Linked DNA regions of Homo sapiens: region 1 is linked to region 2. Evidence: read pairs that join two places in POLR2A ChIA-PET (ENCODE). Cell type or tissue: GM12878. All regions are shown on one strand.

Region 1 (4,000 bases), 300 kb before region 2:
TGTCGAGGCTATAGAGAAAGTCACCTTCTTAGTGTTAATTTTTCAAATTTAAAATTTACACATTTTTGAGCTGTTTTTTTCATTTTTTTCTAATTATCTTCCAGTATAAGTATTGGGAAATTAGTAATGACAAGAGGATTGACTATAAAACTTAATACGGCATCATTTGTGAGAGCAAAATACTGGAAACAACTTTAATGCCCAAAAAAGGGTCAAGTTCAATAATTTTGGGTAAACTTTTTAATGCAATATTATGTAATCTTTAAAAACTGAAGCGGCACCGTGGATTGATAATGTCTTCAAGATATATTCTTTGACAACAAATCAACTTAGTTGCTAAAGTGTAATGTGTAGAGCAACTTACACCAGGATTTGCTTAAAAACAAATGCAATCATAGACATATCTACATGCTTCCATAGGAAAAGATTTCCTCTGAAAGGCTGGGCACGGTGGCTTATGCCTGTAATCCCAGTATTTTGGGAGGCCAAGGTGAGCAAATCACACAAGGTCGGGAGTTGAAGACAAGCCTGGCCAACATGGTGAAACTCTTCTTCTACTAAAAATACAAAAGTTAACAAGGTGTGATGGCATGCACCTGTAATTCCGGCTACTTGGGAGACTAAGGCAAGAGAATTGCTTGAATCTGGGTGGTGGAGTTTGCAATGAGCTGTGATCACGCCACTGCACTCCAACCTGGATGACAAAGTGAGACTCTGTCTCAAAAAAATAAAAAAATAAAAAGTTTCTTTCTGAAGAAGAGCAGAACTCTAGTAATGGTGTTCTTATGAGTAGAATTGGGCCCAAAATTGAAACATAATTTTTGAATGATTAAAACCACCTTTTTCTTAAGTATATAGTATACATTCAGCTAAATGAAAATTTTAAAAATGGCATAAGTAGAAATGAGCACTATGGGAAAAGACAGAGGAGATTCTCCACTTTGGAGGAAATGGCAGGTGAGCCGACCTTGATCTTGGTCAGATTTGGGAAAGAGCTGAGGATGGCAGTGCAAGCAGAGGGTGCTCTGTGATGAAAACCTGAAACAGGAATAGTTATGGAAGATGGGCCCCAAGGGACTGGTGGCACCAGGTCAATGAAAGCTGCCTCCTGCTCTAAGAGCCCACAGAGCTCCAGCGCTGGAAGATCCTGAAGTACTCACCTTGTATTCCTTGTGACGCACATAGATGCACAGCTCAAATGGTTTGCCATCTTCAAAGGGTAAATAGTAGCATTTCTCCTCATATCTCCATATGCCAAACACACAACTGTTCATGATTGCAGGATGACCAAAGTGCAGTCGGAATTGGAAAGCAATATCTGAGTCCTCATCCATCCCAGTGTAGAAATTCACCTCCAGCTGTGGGTCCTTGCTGAGGTCAAAGCACACAGCATGTTGGGCAGGTCCCCCCATTGTGCAGACACACACTCGCCACACACACAAATCCCTTCCCCCCTTTACCCAGGGCAAAAAGTCTCCCCGATGATACTGCAGTCCTGGTCCCTGTGGGGACGCTTTAGCTCCTCATGCCCCCAGGCAGGGAGATGCTGTGTTCCTCATCCCCAGACAAAAACTGAGCGCCAGTCAGTGACATGGGCCTATGACTTGTTCATTTCCTGAAAATTCTATGCCCTTTAATAAAGAGCCACAACCCAAACCCACTGAGTGTTCTCCTCCCCTAGGTTCCGTGGCTGGCCTGCATGCAGTTTCTACAGGTCTCATGTCTGTTGCTGGAAGGTCTCCAGGGCCTGCACTTGCATGAGGCCTTCATTATGCCAACTAGAGTTTTCCACATCACTCACACATAAGGTTAAACCCTTAGCAAATATTCTCCCTTCTCTCCTCCACCCCCTCCATTGGACCATGGAGTACTCACACAAAAGTGAGGATCGGTGTCCCTGTGATTATCACGCACGAACCAACAGGCAAGGAAACAGGCAGTGTGTATGGTACCTGCCAGGGTATGGAGAGTGAGTGAGAGCTAAAGGGTAAGGTGTAACCTCCCCTATGTAACAGATTCCCATGGTGCAGGAGGTTAGAGATCAAAGGTCAGACTCTGAGGCCTCTCCCCTTTCACCCTACCACAGTCAGGGCCCCATATTCCTGAAGATATGGTGGATCCATAGGTAAGAGCAATTGTTCAAGAGCCCGGATGCCTGGATTCCAGTCCTCATTTTGCCTTATACTAGCAGTGCAATCTTAGATCTATTACTTAACCTCTCCCTGCCTCAGTTTCCCCAGGACAAGGAGGACTATCAGGAATTCCTACTTTGTAGGGTGTTCTCAGTAATAGAGGAGTTAATATAGGTAAAACTTTTACCCTAATCCCTGGCATGTATAGGGTCAATTAGGGGTGACCTAACAGAACAGGGGAGTCCTCCTGAAACACTGACCTGCCTTATTTTCAACTCAGAAAATGAAAACAAGACTTGAGGGTGAAAGAATTTAAAAATTCACTCCAGTGAGAAACAACACTTGTTGAAAGAGAAAGGGAAATGACGAAAGAACAGGAAACCCCTGTGTGTGGGATGTACACGCACCACAATCATCAAGGGCAATGGACGTCCTTCCCAGAAGCGGCACACATTACTGACAGCACAGCCCCAGTACTTGCACAAATGAAGCCTGTGGGTCAGGGACATAACTGGAGGGAATGATTGATTTCTACGACGACTGCAAGTGGTTGATGATTTTTCTGTATTTTTGAGATAGGGTCTTGCTCTGTCACCCAGGCTGATATGCAGTGGTGCAATCACAGCTCACTGAAACATCGAACTCCTGGACTGCAGTGATCCTCACACATCTGCCCCCTCTTGTGTAGCTGGGGTGAAAGGTGTCTGCCACTCTGCCAGTCAGATATTTAAAGATTTTTAAAGAAAGCATATCACTATGATGCCTAGACCGGTCTCAAATTTCTGGCCTCAAGTTACCCTCCCATCTTTGCCTCCCAAATTGGTGGGATTATAGTCATGAACCAGTGAACCCAGCTGCTTTGTTGAGTAATGTCCACAGTAAGCACTGTCTGAATTCAGACAGCTTGTTCTTTCATGAGTGGAGGAACAAGTTTAGTCTCAGTTCAGACAGAGCTTACAGTGGATATTTTGTTTGATTCCGTCTCTTTAACCACGGCCTCTAATATTCTTCCCTGGCAAATCAGTATCTTCACACTCGCCTGTTCCACAATGGGAAGAACAGGCTGGGCTAGCGACAGGGAAGCTGAGCCTGGGAGGCAAAAGCCAGTGATCACTCTGTGCAGTCCCCACCTGAGGAACCATCTCTCCCATAATCTGCGTTCCTTTTCCTCACTCTTACTGGGAAGAGATATCTACTGATGATATATTTCGCTCTCATAAGTGATCTGAAACGAGTCCTTGGTAACTCACAATCCCCAAGATCCCCACCAGTTAAGCCACTTGGGATCCACATTGCCACACATGAAAAGACACACAGGTGCTTCATCAGAGGTGCTGCTGTGTGGGGAGGAACCTTCACATGCACAGAAGGCCACGTGCATGTTTTCCCTTCAATACCCAGTCACATCCCAGCACACACACCCATAGTCACACAGAGCCATGCCACTCACTGAGTTACACACACCTGCTCACTGTGCACATAAAGATGACCATGCACTGGTCTGGCTGTGCCCACACACACTCACATCACAGACAGGAAGACAAAGCACACTCACCCCCTTACACTCACTCACACACTTGCCGGTCCTGGTGGGTCATCCACCTCCCACCTAAAGTCACTTAATCTCAGCAGAGTTCACTCTCATCAGACACCACCACACCCTCACAGAGGGTTACACTGGTCCAGGGTCCACAGCCTACACCCACAATCATCTCAGATACCACAGCCTCAGGGTTTCTCTTCTACACACCCACAACTCTCGGTAATGCATTCACAGTAGGAATGCTCATATTTTCAACTCAGAAAACCTCCCCTGTTTCTTTCTTGGTTTATGTGACTTGAGATTATTGAAGGCTGTGACTTTTCAA
Region 2 (4,000 bases):
CTGCGGGCTTGTATTAAGGTGGGGAGATTCTGCCAGGCTCCACGTCGACCTGCTTCGTCCGAGAGCGGCGGGGGGGAATCCCTGGTGCGGCGCTTGCTGAGGGGCCTTCCCGGGCCGGTCTCGTGAGCTGGGCGGGCCGCGGGCGGCTCTGGCACGGTTGTGGCCTCCTGCTCGCCCGTGACTCACTCGCAAGGGGCGGGGGAGTGGGGGCTTCCTGGAAGCCGTGACGAGGAGGTTCAGCCCGGACACTCGGGTTCCTCTCCTGTAACCAGGGCTCCCGTCTCCTGTAAACAGAGCCTTGAGGACAACGGGGAAAAAGGGGGGAGGAGGGGGACCTGGGACCCGCCTCTAGGCCGATCTCCAAATCCTTACGCAGCTTAAAGGATTGAGGCGGGGAAAGGGGGGTTGGGGGCATCCTTGGGTTCGCGGAGCCCGGCTCAGCTCGGGCTGCGATCAATCCTGGAGGAGGGATTCCAGTTTCTACTCCCTGGAGACCGGGAGCATTTCCCATCCCTGAGTCAGGCTGTCCCCCTCCTCTCTCCCATCTGCTGAGTCATCGGCCCCAAGAGTCAGGACTTTTGGGATAGGGCCACTCTCAAAGGAGGGGGATGCTTTGCTCGCAGAAGGACTGGTCCTCCACCTCCCCAAACCCACAGACCTGGGGGACCCAGGAGCCAAGGCCTCAGTCCCTCCTCCCTCGCAGTAACCCAGGGCCCTGGGTCCCCAGCCCCTCCTCCCTCAGACCCAGGACTCCAGGCCCCCAGCACCCCCCTCCCTCGGATCCAGGGGTCCAGGCCCCCAGCCCCTCCTCCCTCGGAACCAGGGGTCCAGGCCCCCAGCTCCTCCTCCCTCAGATCCAGGGGTCCAGGCCCCTAACTCCTCCTCCTTCAGACCCGGGAGACTCCCAACCCCCCCTCCCTCAGACCCAGGGGTCCAGGCCTCCAGCCCCTCCTCCCTCAGATCCTCAGGTCCCCCGAGACCCCAGCCCCTCCTCCCTCAGACCCAGGGGTCCAGGCCCCCATCTCCTCCTCCCTCAGATCCAGCGGTTCAGGCCCCTAACTCCTCCTCCCTCAGACCCGGGAGACCCCCAGCCTGTCCTCGATCAGATCCAGGAGACCAGGCCCTCAGCCCTCCCCTCAGATCTCGGGCGTCCCAGGCCAGAAGGAAGTTCATGGCAGGACTCCTCCCTGCTCCCTACGTAGCCAGCGGGAAAATCCGCGGCCCCAGCGGCGGCCGGGAATCCCCTCTGGAATGACGGTGGGGAAGGGGATGGCCGGGGTCCCCCCGCGGGGCGCTGGGGCCAGTCCTGGGCGGGCGGGGAAAGAAGGAAAGGGGCGGAAACCAGAGAGGCTAAAAATACAGCCAACACTTCCGGCCTAGGGGGAGGGGAGGGGAGAGCAGAGTTTCCAGAAAAACAAGCGGGGACGGGAAACGCGGGGGTGTGAGAGCTGGCCGAGTGCGCGGGCGAGCTGGGGATCGTGTACCCGCGGCACGTGTGCTCGCGCCGTGTGTGCGCCTGGCGCGATTGCCTGGGCCTGAGCGGGCGTGGCCAAGGGCGGCGCTGGCCGTGTGTACCCTGGCCTGCGACTGCGTGGGCGGCGGGCCTGGGCTAGCCGTCATGTGTACCCGGTTGTGTGAACAGTATGTGTGCTTGCGGGTGCAAAGGTGTGCGCCTTGGCATCTGGGGCTGCGAGAGCCTGTGTGCCTGGGTATGCAGTGGGGGAACGTGAGGGACACGAGTGTGCCCAGTTTCCTGTGAGAAGGCTGTGTGCATACAATCCCGCATGACTTGGCTGTGTGAATCAATGTGTGAAACCGCCTGTGTGATCGACTGTACCGTGTGTACTTTGGCCATCTCTGGGTGTGGGGTGGATGCTCTGTTGTAACTGTACTGCAATTTGTCTCTGAGGCGGCATTCTTAAGAACATGAGATTTTCATCCCCACCTGCATATCTGTGCGTAGCTCTGAGCCACTGTGGGATCTGCAGTGACTAAGTGTGTGTAACTCCGCGCAGGTGCCTGGGTGAGGGAATGACTGCCCTCCCCTGTGACTGAGGCTGTGTGCACACACAACTTTGTGTGTGTGTGTTGCTTTGAGACAGGGTCTCGCTCTGTTGCCCAGGCTGGAGTGCAGCCTCGACCTCCCAGGCTGAATCGATCCTTCCACTTCAGCCTCCCAGGTAGTTGGGACTAAAGGCACGTGCCACCACACCCGGCACACACATTTGAAGCTGTGTCAGCATCTGTGACTCTGCAGCTGTGGCCGTGTGCAAGGCCTTTGTGGCTCAGTGTGTGTAGTCCCTGGGTGTGTGAAGTGTTCACATATGTCCACGTCCTTTGTCGTGGGTGTCTGAGACTGCATGTGCAGACCACAGCAGGCCGGCGTCTGAATGCAGTTCCTGTGGCCCGAGTCACAAGGCAGAGAAACCGATGAACTTTGGTTTCTGACGTCTACAGCCTGCGTGATGGGGAGAGTAGCTGGCGAGCTCCCCCCTCCATGTCACTGTTCTTGTGTCGGCCTCTGTGGGCAGAGCAGACGTGCAGACATGAGTACCTGAGAAGCTGGGGCAGCGCCGATGAGGCTGCTTCTGATAGTGCTGGGCTAAGGACAGGGCTGAGTCAGCCTGTGATGGGCAAAGTCTGCGATGGGGTGAGAGATAGCTTATCTGGTAAAGTGGTGGTTAGAGGGTTGTTTGTGTATTCATGTGGCTGGGTTGCTCCCTGAAAGTATGTTTGTGGGACTGTCAATGGGATGGGGTCCCTGGGGGCACCATGATTGTAGGATGGTGGGTTAGCTCTGCAGTGGGGCAGACATGCTGTGTGCTGGAGTCCCCACGGTCTGTTTTGTGGTGGCTGTGCACCTCACGTACACCCCGTCCCTGGAGCATGCAGTGTGCACCAGACTGTGTAGTCTCCCTCTGGGTTTAGTTACCTAGCAAACCCAAGTCCTCACCAAGGCCCTCTGTGACCTGTCTGGATTTCCTCTCCTATCCCTGCTCCCTCATTGTGCCCAAGCCTCCTTTTTATGTGTTCCATAAATCCCAGCACATTCCTGTCCCAGGTCCCTGGCACTTGCAGTTCCCTCTGTCTGGAGCACTCTTGCCTGGATGTGTGGATGTCCCCAAGCTCATTCCCTCTCCTTCGGGGCTGCTCTAATATCGCCTTCTCAGTGAGGCCTTCCTTGACCTCTGTCAAGGATTAAAACAAAAATTAAAAGGCCCACTGCAGTGGCTCGTGCCTGTGCCTGTAATCCCAGCACTTTGGGAGACCGAGGCGGGCAGATCACTTGAGGTCAGAAGCTCAAGACCAGCCTGGCCAACATGGTGAAACCCCGTCTCTACTAAAAATACAAAAATTAGCCAGGTGTGGTGATGCACGCCTGTAATCCCAGCTAGTTGGGAGGCTGAGGCAGCAGAATCACGTGAACCCAGGAGGCGGAGGTTGCAGTGAGCCGAGATGGCGTCACTGCACTCCAGCCTGGGCGACAGAGTGAGACTGGTCTCAAACATATATAAACAAGAATAAGAAAACCCTTGTCATCTATTTAATAATAAATACATGGAACATATATAAACCATAATGAATGCTCACGAAACCACAATCCAACTTAAGTTCTCAAACTTTTAATGTTTTTCAATAAAGTAACACGATTCTCCATATGCAGATGTTACATTTCATGTGTTAGATTTGCTAAGTATGATTTAATTATACATTTCCATTTTTTGATCTTCAACTTAATTACACTTAAAAAATGAGTATTTTGCTGGTGTAAACACCTCCACTTCTTTTTTTAAAAAAACAGGGTCTCCATGAACCAAGCTGGAGTGCAGTGGTGCGATCACAGCTCACTGCAGCTTCAACCTCTCAAGCTCAAGGCATCCTCCCACCTCTCAGCCTCCGAGTACCTGGGAACCTGGGCACGCACCACCACACCTGGCTAATTTTTGAATTTTTTGCAGATAAGGGCTTTTGCTATGTTGCTCGGACTGGTCTTGAATTC

The links. ChIA-PET counts read pairs that join two places held together with the same protein. Peaks named below come from ENCODE experiments on the same cell type or tissue, not always from the same donor. Only the 100,000 strongest peaks of a DNase experiment are listed, where the experiment ranks them.
Region 1: POLR2A ChIA-PET joins it to region 2 with 6 read pairs; 2 of 35 experiments call an interaction of 5 or more read pairs at or near these places.

The regions. Positions count from the first base shown.
Region 1 is chr19:39,704,549-39,708,548 of GRCh38, reverse strand. LGALS14 (galectin 14) reads right to left here. Exons shown (of 4, transcript NM_020129.3): 2 at 1,876-1,952; 3 at 1,161-1,371. Among named protein-coding and RNA genes, the nearest start is that of LGALS14, 2.1 kb to the right of the region's middle. RefSeq lists an enhancer at 3,922-4,000. In GM12878, no CTCF peak of the experiment used is centred here; a DNase peak (open chromatin) is centred at 2,449; H3K4me3 peaks cover 1,462 bases; H3K27ac peaks cover 3,759 bases.
Region 2 is chr19:39,400,171-39,404,170 of GRCh38, reverse strand. It overlaps MED29 (mediator complex subunit 29), which reads right to left. Exons shown (of 4, transcript NM_017592.4): 4 at 3,530-4,000. Among named protein-coding and RNA genes, the nearest start is that of ZFP36, 4.7 kb to the left of the region's middle. RefSeq lists enhancers at 361-868, 2,129-2,348. In GM12878, no CTCF peak of the experiment used is centred here; DNase peaks (open chromatin) are centred at 138, 1,510, 1,848 and 2,480; H3K4me3 peaks cover 2,533 bases; H3K27ac peaks cover 3,726 bases.